2 separate regions of the Homo sapiens genome follow, and region 2 is linked to region 1. The links are chromatin contacts, found by Hi-C or POLR2A ChIA-PET in ENCODE. All regions are on one chromosome and are shown on one strand. The core of a region is the stretch at or near the end of the contact, and the rest is flanking DNA. Distances in the headings are between cores, read along the strand shown.

What was found. A loop is a pair of places that touch in the nucleus more often than their neighbours do. ChIA-PET counts read pairs that join two places held with the same protein, here RNA polymerase II (POLR2A). Pooled maps may share reads with other maps.
Region 2: a pooled map shows a loop between it and region 1 (18-fold over the local background). The contact joins the promoter of BCAT1-AS1 here to the enhancer-like site in region 1. A Hi-C loop is called at or near these places in 4 of 37 single-sample maps with no recorded cell type and 11 of 50 pooled maps. POLR2A ChIA-PET finds 5 or more read pairs at or near these places in 1 of 52 experiments (activated T-cell).

Annotation. Positions count from the first base shown.
Region 1 is chr12:25,317,984-25,324,929 of GRCh38, forward strand. No RefSeq gene overlaps it. Among named protein-coding and RNA genes, the nearest start is that of KRAS, 71 kb to the left of the region's middle. Within about 2 kb of position 2,693, at least 2 of the 41 ENCODE cell types and tissues checked have a DNase peak (open chromatin) inside an H3K27ac peak, as active enhancers do.
Region 2 is chr12:24,815,576-24,822,547 of GRCh38, forward strand. BCAT1-AS1 (BCAT1 antisense RNA 1) reads left to right here and starts at 4,283. Exons shown (of 4, transcript XR_007063245.1): 1 at 4,283-4,372; 2 at 6,205-6,364. It overlaps BCAT1 (branched chain amino acid transaminase 1), which reads right to left. Exons shown (of 11, transcript NM_005504.7): 11 at 1-2,474. The coding sequence ends at 2,433. RefSeq lists an enhancer at 6,425-6,624.

The DNA.
Region 1 (6,946 bases), core at 1,443-3,942:
GCTGATATATATGAAGTACAAGAAGGAAAATGTCTTTCTACACCTTGAAGATGAGAAGGAATTATTTTGGTATATCAAGTCTCCCTTCAGGTAACCAGCTAACATACATTTATTTATTTAGTTGGCCCAGGCTGGAGTGCAGCGGTATGATTACAGCTTACTGCAGCTTCAACCTCCCAGGCTCAAGCAATCATCCCACCTCAGCCTCCTGAGTTGCTAGGACTACAGGCACGTGCTACCACACCCAGATAATTTTTTATTTTTCAGTTTTTTGTAGAGACGTTGTCTCATTATGTTGCCAAGACTGACCTCAAACTCCTGGGCTCAAGTGATCCTCCCGCCTTGGCCTCCCAAAGTGCTGAGATTATAGGTATGAGACACTTTGCACAGCCCAGCTAATATTTAAAGTATTACGAATATTTCAATCAGACAATTTTTAAATCCCATACATATTTGCTAAATACCTATGTTGTACATTGCACAGGTAATAGAGGCTATGAAGATTAATAAGGCAGAATCCCTGTCCTGAAGAATTTACAGCCTCATGAACAAAGTAGGCATACGAGTCTAATTTCCTATTCTGCTGTGATAATTGAGTAGTATTGGATTATTGCTAAGCTGGCATGCTCCCATCCCCAAATCAACATTGTTTCATGGTATAAGAAAACCTCTCTGTTAAGTTATTGTGATTTCATTTTGCACATTAATTTAGATAAAGAAACAGAATTTCATAAAGATTATATTACATAAAGAAACAGAATTTCATAAAGATGATATTACATTCCTTTAAAACCATACAGCTAGTAAGAGTTAGAACCAAGACTCAATCTCAAATATTTGTTTAGTTACAACATATATCCATGTTATTTGTCTCTATATTAATATAAGCATTTTTATGTACAGGAAGGCACTGTAATGCAGGGGTTTATAATTCACTAACTATACTTTCTAAATTTTTAAATGTCTTTTCTTGAGAAAAAGAAATGACTTCATAAAGTAATTACACAAAGTTACCTAGTTGTTCTCCAGCTCCACTGAAGAGACAAGAAAGAAAGGTTGGAAAGTTTCGGTTAGAAATAAGACTTGAGGCCAGGTGCGGTGGCTCATGCCCGTAATCCCAGCACTTTGGGAGGTAGAGGTGGGCAGATCACCTGAGGTCAGAAGTTTGAGATCAGCCTGGCTAACATGGTGAAACCCATTTCTACTAAGAATACAAAAAAATTAGCTGGGCGCGGTGGCGCTCGCCAGTAATCCCAGGTACTCGGGAGACTGAGGCAGGAGAATCACTTGAACCCAGGAGGCAGAGGTTGCAGTGAGCCGAGATCACGCCATCGCACTCCAGCTTGGGCAACAAGAGCGAAATTCCATCTCAAAAAAAAAAGAAAGAAAGAAAGAAAGAAGACTTGGGCTATTAAACACTAAACTGGCTATTGGTGGTGGTTGTGCAATCTCTAAACGTATCTTAAAAACAAGACAAACTAATCTGCTCAGGGAAATTTTTTTTTTAAAGAACAGTGGAGTTTTATTGTATCATTGCCATTAATTTATTTTAATTACTATAAAGCATGTGTTAATATAGTCTCTGCTGATACTGAAATTTGTCTTTACTTCATCAAAAGTTGTCCCTAACCGTTAAAAAAGTGTTCAGGTTATAAATGGACAAGAAGCAACCAAGCTGACTTATTTCTTATTTTCTTAGTAGGTCAGTGTTGGGGACAGATTCTGGTTTAGGACTGATGAAACCACATCAATTCCTTTTTTATACCACTTCAAGGACTACACAAAAGAAAAGGTTTAGCTACATCTGACTTCTTCATGACACTGCAAATAAAGCAAGCCAGTACCTATTCCCTCTATGTCTTTATGAACTAATGCTACATACAAAATTCAAGACACAACTGTAATGATTTTTACTTAGGGAAAATTTTAAACATACTTTCTGCCTGAAGGGCAAAGACTAGGTCCAGTAATTTCAAAACCCCTATAATTATATGATTTAGGAGAAAATGCAGTGAAAACCTCTTTTTTTATCCCAAGTGGAAGAAAACATTGAATGTCTAGGTTGGTGGTCAATAGTGTACAGAATGAACTTTACTTTGTGTAAGCTTTTAAAATAGAGACATTTATCTCAAACTTTTTTTGTTGTTTGCTAAATTCTAGAGTTAGAGACTTGTGATCAATAGCCCAGACACTTCTCCATTGTACCAGCCAACTTTCCCCCTGAGGAAAACAACTTTAAACTTCAGAGACAAAAACGAGAAGTGCTCAGATGTGAAAGTTTCACTAGCATTTCTTATCATCAGACATGCATTCATCTAGCATGTATAGCAAACCTACTATATTTAGACACTATGCAGGATACCAGAAGGAATACAGAGGAGACGGCATAGCACTTGTAATTGAGCCAAGCACAGCAGTTTTATTGGGATAGGTTTGATTCACCAAATGGCAAAGAATCTGTGTGATGAATTTGCAGTTCTAATTAAAATTCCCCAGAGTCGGTTCTTTAAGTCTCAGCCCTAATTCATTTCCAGAAAGCCCTGTGGTTTTAAGGTGATTTATATTGCTTCTGCAAAGACTGTGGAGAAAGCTCTTGGCAATCACATGTCTTGTACAAATACAATTTACAGATCAAATCAGAGAAAAAGTACCGTAGCAACTCTGGGGGAAGAAACCATGAAATGTCCCAAACCCCATACCGTTCCTAACACACATAGGCACCTGATGTGTATTGACTAAATAAGAGTGCTATGTCAGATACTAGGAGGCCACAAAGGTTAGGAATGCATAATTCCTCCTCCCAGGAAGCTCTCACCTCATGGGGACAGGGTGAGACAGATGACTGTTAACCAGACAGACTTGCTTGTGTCAGATCCCTTAGCTCTCCCAACTTGGCCATCACAGAGGTCATGGGTACTGTGTTTAAAGGTGTCATGAGCCCCTGAACTTGGGCTCAGGAAATTCCCATCTGCTCATCTTGCAACTGTCAACCTTGAACTTCCTCACACATCAATGCATCTCATTCCTGACCTTTTTGGTCCTAATCGTTGGTGTCTAGCTTCACGGAGACTGGCAACCTCAGTTAAAACTACTTACGTTGGTGCTGCTCCGGACAAACTTTTAGGAAAGTCAGCATAGTGATAAGTGAAGCACAGACTCTTGACGATTTCAACTATCTGCGCTATATGTATTTGAAGCTTGGCTGTGCTATTTATAATGATTTTGGAAACCTGGCATAACTTTTTGTGTATGCTTCAGTTTCTTAATCTTCTGAATTACGATCCTAATAGTGCTTAACTCATAAGGTTGTTATAAGGATTAAATGAGTTAATATCTCCAAAGCACTTAGAAATGTTTCTGGCACATAGTTTTTATGTCAAGTAAAGGCTATTTCCTGTGGTTTCCTCTTGGTACCATTTTAATAAATGCAGACAATTGGCCCCATGGCCACATGGCCTAACCAGACACCACCAGTTGGCAAAGAGCATGAGTGATCAAAAGTAAGGAGCTAGGAAAGTAAAGAATGTCGAATTAAGGGTCCAGTCTGGCTAAAGCACTGGGCTCAGGGGACTGCATATGCAGCCGTGATTTTAAAAGGTTGACAAGGAACAGGTTGTGGAGAAACTTAAATACTAAGATGGGGAGCTTGTCATCTATTCTGTAAGCCATGTAGCATTGCAAGATAATAGTGCTCTAGAAGGAGTTCTAGCAGTAGTAACGAGGATGGACAGGAGGCTGGGAGATAAGCAAGAAAATATTTTTAGAAAAGTTGCAATCATCAGGCAAGTGGTAATGAGACGCAAAACTAAGGTGGTGACAATGTCAGTAATATCAAAAGAGAAAATGTTACAATAAAAGAGACTATTTGTAAGCAAAACTAAAAATGTATAAAAATTATTTGCCTGGCTGTGATACGTCAGGCACATAGAAGGTGCTTTGTGAACATTGTTTCATTTAACTGGTGCAATACCTGGGCTGAGTAAATATGGGTACCTGATTAATTCAGATGAAGAAACTCAGGGAGATCACGCAATTAACCTGAGGTCACAGTTCTGGAAAGTGGCACAACAGGGATTCAACCCAAGTCAGTCTGGTTTCAAAGTTTCATCTTTTTTTTCACCGTTTAAATTCATGTAGGGTATGAGAGAAAGGGAGAGGCTGAATGTGCTCCCAAATGCTCTTGGAGGCTGAAAATGTATTAGTTTAGATGAGAACATTTCAAAGATGAGATGCTTCATTTGGCTTTGAAATTTAAAATTTTAATTGTTTTGGAGATATGGCAGTTTAGCAGGCAACTGGAAATTCAGATGCTGAATTAGGAGAGAAGTCAGGACTGGAAACACGTATTTTGGAGTCATTTGCAGAAAGTTGAAAAAGTTGAGTAAATAAGCTTTCCAAAAAAGATCACCAAAGAGAGTAAGATAAAAAGAGGGTCAAGAAAGACTCTTTGTAGTATTTCATTTAATGAGTAGAAGTGAAGGAAAATCTGTGAGGTACAGTGAGGTTAAAGGTTCAGAGAGGGGAGTCTAAGACTTCAAGGAAGAGAATTCAACAGGAAGTAGGTGTCAGCAGTGTCAGATGCTGCCGAGATCAGAGAGGGTAAGAATAGAGAAAAGTCCAATGAATTTGTGTTTAGGGAGGCCACTGGGGACATTTAGGAGAACCATTTTTGTAGAGTGGGAGACCTAGATTTAAAGTGACCATTTTGTAATGAAGGTAGAAAAGCAGAGGGGACATTAAAATGGGGATGGGAAACACCCAGCATGTTTCCATTAATAGGTCAAGGAGAAATCAAGAAGAATCAAGAGTGATTGACACTTTGTAGAAGGATGACTGATGGAGGGCAAGGCCGTGGAGAAGGCTGGAGAGAATGAGAACAGGGCATAGATGAGGAGTTTTCCCTGGAGAGGGGGTTAGTCTCTTCCTCTTTAGCCATCTGAAGAAATTCAGGGTAGAGGCAGTAAAGGACATGTTGCCTGCTCTCTCTTTCCTTAAAAAAGTAGATGCAAATAATGATCTGCTAAAGTTGAAGGGCTTCGATGGGGTATTTGAGGGGCAGAAGAAGAGTGTAAACAATCCAGGGCTTTCTTTTTTACCTTTTACTACCATATTGTTAAATGACTCATTGCAGACACTGCATTTCCTTTGTCTTCCCTTTATTGGCTTGTGGGTTGTTTTTACTGGCATCAAGCGTGAGATATAGTATACTTCCAGCTCTTTAAAGTGTTCTCATTTTTTCCTGGAACTTAGGAAATATATTTACTATTTCATGTAAAAAGTGAGAATACCAAAAGAGGATACGATTGTCACAAAACAATAAGCAAGTTAATTAAATAAGATATGGCAACTCAGCATAAAAATACTGAAGTGATGAACCATAAATGAGATTTTTAAAAAATGAATTCCTTAAAATGATAGTTAAATCACTTAAGTAAGCTTTGTCTTAGATGGCCATCACATTTTCTAAGCATTATCCCAGAAAAATGAGAAGCATATTTTTACTTTCAAGCATTGTTCCTCATACTTCATTTGCCCTATTTCAAGATAAGAAGAAATATCTTTCATAATGTGAGTAACAATAAAACCACTACTGATGATAACGGTAATAGAAACATTCCCAGTTCTTCCAAATTGTAGGTCAGGGACTGAACTTCAAAGGAAAGACTCTGAAATTCATGCAGAATGGGATGAATTCCAGCCCACCCACTGCAAAATGCTTCCCTACTCATCTATTTTCCAGAGATATGCTTAGTGTCGTGGGCATGCTCAGGGATTTTCCTGGTCATGGAGAAATGGCTGGTGTGTAGCTGCTCTGGTTCAGTTCTCATAGCTCTCTGAGGGACACAGAAAAGGGCTGAATCCAGCAGCTGTCTTAGCTGAAAGCTAAGGGGAAAAAGTGAGAGGGGGATGGTGAGATCAAACTTTCATGTGTGGCCCATTTTTGATGTGGCTGAAAGAACTGGTTAGAACAACACTTTTCATCTTGAGGAGCTCAGATATTTTTGGCCTCCAGATAATTCTATATGTGGATGGGCATAGTAACTAGCACAAGATTAAAGAAAAGACGGAAGAGGCACTCAGTGATGTATTTAGTTTGTTTAGTAAAGGCAGAGGTTTAATCACACACTTGCATTTTCCCTCTTCAAAACTTTTTCCCTTGAGGAAGAGCCATGCACTGTTTTACTGTTTACTAGGTGACAGTAAATTCTGTAATATGCATAGTGTAACTCTATGTTAGACAGTTACATAAATTAACCCATTTAATATTATCAACAACCCTGAAAGGTATATTTTGTTGCCTCAGTTTTGGAAGTGGAGACACCAACTGTCTAGAAAATAAGCCAATTTCCCAAGACCATTCAGCTAGAAAACAGAGAAACTGAAATTTGAATACAGATTGTGTGGATACAAAGCCCATGCTCCACCAAAGGAAGCTTATCCATGGACTTCCCCTACCCCTACCCACACATATACTATAGCCCTCCACCCAGAGATAGTCTTATTTTTTCTCTTGATTAAAAAAATAATAATAATTCCAGGGCAGGGTGGCTGAAGCCTGTAATCCCAGCATTTTGGGAGGCCGAGGTGGGAGGATCACTTGAGGTCAGGAGTTCGTGACCAGCCTGGCCAACATAGTGAAACCCCGTTTCTACTAAAAATACAAAAATTAGCAGGGCATGGTGGTGTGCACCTATAATCCCAGCTACTTGGGAGGCTGAGGCAGGAGAATCACTTGAACCCAGGAGGCGGAGGTTGCAGTGAGCTGAAATTGTGCCACTGCACTCCAGCCTAGGTGACAGAGTGAGACTCCATCTCAAAAAACAATAATAATAATAATTCTAAATTTTAGGCTTAAAAAGTCCTGAAGAAGAGAGCTCTAAGATTTGACTTCTGAAAGGTAAGTTCCAATGTTACCAATGTTCACTCTGTTAAATTTTTATGAGAC
Region 2 (6,972 bases), core at 3,033-5,532, 500 kb before region 1:
GTGCAGATGTTCCTGTTAAATCTATTTAACAAGAAAGCGTCAAGGTCAATTTCCTGTCTTATTACTTAAATGACAATGGTGGATTGTGTTCTCCTTATCAGGAGACCTCCAGTTTTTAAACATCTATCCTTAGTTTTCACTGGGTCTGATGAAAAGGGCTTAAAAATGCTCTTGAGGTTTTATGAAAGAAATGATACAAACATAATGTTCTCTAACTTTCACAATGGACAAGTCTCGCCACAATAAATTTGGAGATGCAAAGTATAAAATGTGTTGATGGCAAATAAATAATTCTCATTTCTCATAGGAATAGAAATTTAGTTACTATGTACCACTAGACAGTTTAAATTACCTGCAACTTTTTCCTAGACTACTATATGAAGAATGAGGTCAAAGGAGTTAGCCAAGGCGAAAGCACACCCTTAGAATGTTGCTCGGGGTACACAGTGCGCAGGCGACAGTCAAGAGCACCTCAGGCCTGAAAAGAACAGCTTCTCCCAAGATTTCAGATCACCAATTAAAAGCCCCCTAAAAGATATTTTTATCATTCCTTTTCATCTTATATTTCTCAATTTTCATTTTACTATCCCTGTCTATAAAAGACCCTATGGCTAAAAGTTTTGGAAAAGAATCAAAGCCCATTTTCTATGTGTTGCTAAATGCCTCAAGGAAATTTTTCCAATGCATCAAACTTTTAGAATCCTTTTTATTTTCCTTCTCTGAAAAGAGAATAAAATATGTTCAGCAAGAAGGAAGTTATGAGGACTGAGGGAAACCAAAATACAATGTCTGAGAGTTGACCTTCCAAGGAAAAATGTTTTCTGTCAAGATTTGACTTTCCTTAGATAAACCACAAAGGATACAATTTTAACTCACAGCTCCTAAACAAGGAAAATATCACCCATAGTAGCTCTCCCTGCATCCTAACCACTTGCTCATCAAATCTCCATTCAAAGAAAAGAGCACCTGCAAAAACAGAGTATAAAAATCAGAGTATGCCTCTTTGTTTTCTACCAAAAAAAAAAAAAAAAGATTTATTTCTGCAATTAACACTTGACATAAAACATTTGTCATTTCCATTTGGTTGGTATGATATCATGACCTCTCTCTAGAGCAGTGGTCCCCAACATTTTTGGCACCAGGGACCAGTTTTGTGGAAGACAATTTTTCCACAGACTGCAGGGTGAAGGGTGGTTTCAGGATGAAACTGTTACACCTCAGGTCATCAAGCATTAGATTCTCATAAGGAGCGCATAGCCTAGATCCCTTGCATGCAGAGTTCACAATAGGATTTGTGCTCCTATGAGAATCTAATGCTGCCACTGAGCTGACAAGAGGTGGAGTTCAGGTGGTAATTCGAGTGATGGGAAGTAGCCATAAATACAGATGAAGCTCCTCAATGGCCCACCACTCACCTCTTCCTGCTGTGTGGCCCATGGCCTGGGGGTTGGGGTCCCCTGCTCTAGGGATATATCTTCAATTCCAAGATAATTCTAATACAATCAATATGAAGTGATTTCCTAAACTAACTATGCTTCAGAGTATCTCTAATGACTTAGTAGCTCATGGAAAATAAAGACAATATAAGGTAAATCTATACACTGTCAGAATCAATCACAAATTCTAATAAAGAGGTTTCATAATATAGAAACAAAGAAGGTACACTTCTATAGAAGCAAAATGTTCACTGATTCATTATAAAACCATTTACTGAGTACCTACTATATGTCAGCCATGGGGGATACAAAGATCTATAAGGCACAAGACCCTCAGTCTTGTAGTCGCCTGACAGCCAGCCAGCTACAACATAATGTGGAAAGGACAATGGTGGGAAATGCACTCAGGTCTTCCTAATGCACAGAGTATGCTCAGGCTGTGACATCAGGAAGAAAACAGATATTTACCTTAACACGGACTTGGAGGACCTTCAAAAAACAGTGATGGGAGGAAATCCAGTTTTAAAAGTCTTGATTTAAAAAAAAGAAAACACTTTCTGTGGATAAAGATAGGCTGCAGGAAATGTAACCTATGAAATTTTCTCAAATTAGCTTTCAAACACACACAAAAAATTGCATTTGTTTGAGGAGCAGAATGTAACTTATATTAAAGAATAAACTACTATTTAGTATCTGAGTGAAGTACAAAAGGAGGCACTAAAATCATTGAGGAAAATCCCATGTTATATGGCTTACATTAATGTTTTTCTAGGTAAGGTAAGGTAAGTTACTACTACCAAGTTATGAAACACCATTTGATGATTGCAATTCATTTTCTCTGGCATGAAGAAACAATCACTCTTGTAACACATTGATACTACAAACTACATTATGCACAGGTAGCCAAAGAAATCTATCACAATTCAAATGCAACAGTCTGTCCCAGTAGCATACAGTTGGTATCCTCTATTTTCCATTGTATCCTCTATTTTCCATTCAGGATAGCACAATTGTCCAGTCGCTCTCTTCTCTTCCATACTGCAACAAAAGCAAGAAAACGTGTTTCAGTACAGAAGCTAACAGGGCAGAAATAGCTTACAAACAAACTTAATACCGCCAAGGTTACACAAAAGGTTCGCTTCTGCTTTGAACAACATTTTCACATTAAACATGTTCACATTAAAAACTGGATTAGAGAGAAAGAGAGGAAAAGAGGGACACCATATAAAACATAAGATAAAAGCATACATAGGGAGTTTTTTAAAAACCAAATACCTGAAAAGAATTACAAATTTTACAATTATTGCTGAACTCAAATTCATAGCTGGTATAGGTCCTTTATCTATTTAGGTACATGCCTTTTCATTATCATTTCTCATTGAGTTAACTTGCTTAATGACTGTGACTTTTACTGTGAAAAAGTGATCCTCAAAGTGTATTCTCAGACCACTAGCATCAGCATCACCAGACAACAAGTTAAAAATGCAAATTCCCAGACCTCATCTCAGACTGAATCAGAATCTGGGGATGGGTTCCAGCAACCTGTGATTCAGCAAGCATCAAATGATTCCGACATGCACTAAAGAGTGTTTTATGCTCATAAACAAAAATATGAAGTTGACAAGTCCCATGGATTTTAACAGAGACTCTGTTCTCTAAATCAAAGTTGTTCATGCTGTGTTAGCATTTTTCTTATTTCTTCAAAAGTTATGTAACTGTATCATAGTCAGAATTTCATTCTTTGCATCAGCAAATACTTTGGTTTAAAAGCAAGCCTGAATTTTAATATTCAAAATGAAATTAAATGAAATAGAGATATTCCATACATCACAAATAGAAAGCTAGTTCTATATTCATTCATTCAATCAGTCAGTCATTCAACAAAAATGCCTGTGTTTATAATAAGTTCTCACTCTGTGAGCAATTAATGTAGGCCAATGTCATCATGCCAGGAGTTTTACAGGCTTATTACCTCATTTAATACCCACAGTAACTGTACATAGAAGGTACCATTATCAATCCATTTTATGAATGAGAAAACTGAATATTAGGGAGATTGAATAACTTGCTCAAGTTTGCAGTTAACAGATGGAAGAGCCCAGACCCTAACCAAGCTCTCTCTCACAGCAAATTCCATGTTCTTGACCACCACCAAGACTGCTCGCCATGTGTTCACCGAGCCTTGTGTATTGAGACTGACTTGGAACAGATCTTTCCAAGCCAGTGTATCAGGCCACTAAATCTGTCACTATGGGTTTGCCTAAATCACTCAGACTATGTCTATTTTCACACGAAATGGCTCTTCTAGTCCTAATTTAACTTTAGTTTAAATTAATATAAAACATCAGAATTTCTGAACTAGAAACAATGTTAATAACCATCTAAAAGGTAGGAGATGACTCAAATAAGTGGGGCTCTGGATTTTACTTCTTTACTTCAGAACAATCCTACTTTTATCCATTTTGTATATTGGGATTCCAGGAGTGATCTCTTTTGAAGAAAGTTCTGCTGCATAAAAATCAAGTGTAAGGAGCAATGAATTTTAATCCAAGCTTCTCATCTTACATATAAGGACACTAAGGCTCTAGGTCACCCTTAATTTTGACAAGCCCAGTTCTCTGCCTCTGTCTGATGTTCTTTCTCCTATATCACAATGTACATGTGCTGTGTTTGTCTTAAAGACCTCAGAGAGCAGAATCTATCCAAGTGGTAAAAATACTGGCAGCCAAGAATGGGTCTACCTACCACCTGGTAGTTTACATGCAAAGGGGAATAAAGGAAGCCAAATGACTGTAAGTTTCTTGCATAATCCACACCAGAAAGCATTGCCTACAGACTGTAACTGCCCGCTATTGACTCTGTTGCTTCATGATGAATGCTGGATGAAACATCTTCAAATTCTACCTGATTTATGTATGATGTCAACATGACTTAAGGTAAGGGCAAAATATGTGTTTTATTTTCCTTACTTGGATTCCCATTAATATATTAAACACTTTCACCATTAATAACAGTTCATTGGCATTTTAGCAGATCTACAGAACTGTGATTCATGACTACTGTCACTTCATCTTGAATTTCATCAGTTAAAGTAAATTTGCTTTCAATTAGTTGTTTTAGTTTTATAAATGATCAAAAATCAATTTTGATTACAATGACAGTCGTAGGCCACATATCACTCTGCGAACCTGCATAATATGCACTAAGCTTTACTCTTCTCATTCTGTAATTTATGCTTTTATGTAAAATCATAGCATTCTGAGAAGTGCCCAAGAAATGTGATATTACAGGTAATTCATAATGTCTAGAAGTAGGCATTTAGTAATCAGATTTTCCATTTGGCTGATGGATAATGCAATTTAATTTTTCAAGGGAAAATAATTCTAAGTAGAGATGGCAGATTTAAGCAGAAATAGAAATTATATTATTTCCTTAAGAGTAAGTAAGTATACATAGAGGGAGGGAAAAGAGAAAACATGTCTTCATGGACTAGGATGTCATTATACTCTTGTCATTATACTCTTGTCATTGTCATTACAAAACAACAGTGCAGGCTCACACCTTCAATGTTTGGTAGGGCGGCTGTAAGTCACACTTACTTAGTTTTGTTCACTGGAATCAGAGATGGTGTCAAAGCAACGTGGCAAGTCAGGTCGAGCCTGCGGGATGGTATTTTGAGCCCATGTGGAAGACTTAATGAAATGTGCAGAATTTTAATCTTTTGCAAATTCCAGCGAGAACACTAAACTAAAACACGACTAATGACAAGTTCATTACCTCACATTCGAGGTACATAAGGCAGATAATTTCATACGGCTTTGCTAAATGCCTTTAAATTCCTGGCAAAACAAAAGCACAACCTGCATGTCATGCAGTCACTCTACGCAACGCCAATAAAACTATAGTCAGTGCTGCCTACCAGGTAGCAATCTGTCATTCTTGCTCTAAACCCTATTGAAAGGCTGTGCAAAGCTTTGTAATCCTGTAACACGTGGAGGAGGATGTGCTGGAAACAGAAGGGGCTGGGAAGCTGGTCCAGGGACTGAGTCACACGAGGGCAGTCTGGAAACAAAGTTTGTATGCACACGGAGGACAGCTTAAGACATTGGTAGGGAAGGGGGTGGAGCCTTTAACTTCTTATGTAACTAAGTCATGGAGCTGCTCCATTGAAAACAAGAAAAATACAATAACCACTAATAGTCATTTGTCCTTGAAAACTGTAGCCACTAGTGAGAACATAGATTTTTTTAATTCTATCTGGTGACCTGCAATCAATACAGATCCTGCTCCTATCTCATTCAAGCTGCCCCTTTCCTATGCTTCAGATGTCCATCTCTGGATCTTTGCAGTCGCTGCTTCCCACTTTATGGAGCTTCAACAGCAGCAATGCTGATTATTCACACATGCTCCCCCTGATACTTAAAAGCCAGGCTCTAGCTTTTATGTGATTATTTGTTGACAGCAGTGTCAACATGTATCTCATTTTGAAAAAAATCTAAATCAAGATCTCTTAAGAAATAATTTGATATTATTCAAGACCTTCCTCCCATCTCTTCTCGGAATGTGTTAATATACAAGAGCAATACATGTTTTGCTCTTTAGTATTTGTTTGGTGTTTCACTTGCCCATTCACTCCTTCAAGAAACATTACTGCATACGCATTATACCCTAGGCTCTGTGCTGAACACTGGAGGTATAAAGAGAGTGAACGATTCAAACAGCCCCAGAGCAGAGAGAAGTGCATGACTAATTATAATGTAATTTAAAGGCCTTACGGGATCATCCCCAGCACTGTGAAACTGGAGGAAGAAGCAGCATTCAAGTGAGTGAATGTGTATTTGGACTGAGCAAAGGGAATATTCTTCAAGAGAGATTCAAAAGGCTTCTGAACGAGATGAGTCATAAAGGACAGCCAAGGCCTTATCCAGGTGAGCAATTTCTAGAAGGTGCAGCAAAACCTGGAGGCATCAGAGAGCAGAACACAACTGCAGAACAGAGGACCCCAAGTGGCAGAGGCAAAGGTGAGTATGATGGTGAGTAACTGGAACAGTAAGGAATTTAACAGTAGAGAAAAGAAACACGTCGACAACACGGCCAATGCTCTCCAAGTTTAAGTTTGGTTAAATATAAACACAGACGTGCTTTTCTTTGTTGCTTTAAAAGAAGAAAAAGGAAAAACGAAACTGTCATTTGAAAAATTCTTCTCTTAGGAGGTATTTATAGAGCAATCTAAGACCCAGGGAGTTATGTGGACAATTAGCTAAATGGGATGAATACTTAACCTCAGAGATTATTACTCATATGCAGAAGTACAGAAGTTGAAAAGTCAAATCTGTGGTTATGAGGGAATTTTTCCCCTGAGCCATACTGGCAAGAATCTTGAAGGTTTTTTCGGTGGCTGTTGTTGGCCTCTTCTTCAATTTATCAGAGCACTTTGTAGAAAACATCCATGCTCCCATGTCATGCCAAAAGTAATGAAATGTAAAACATGATGCAATTCTATGCTTTTTCCTTAATAATTACTGAAATTTATTTT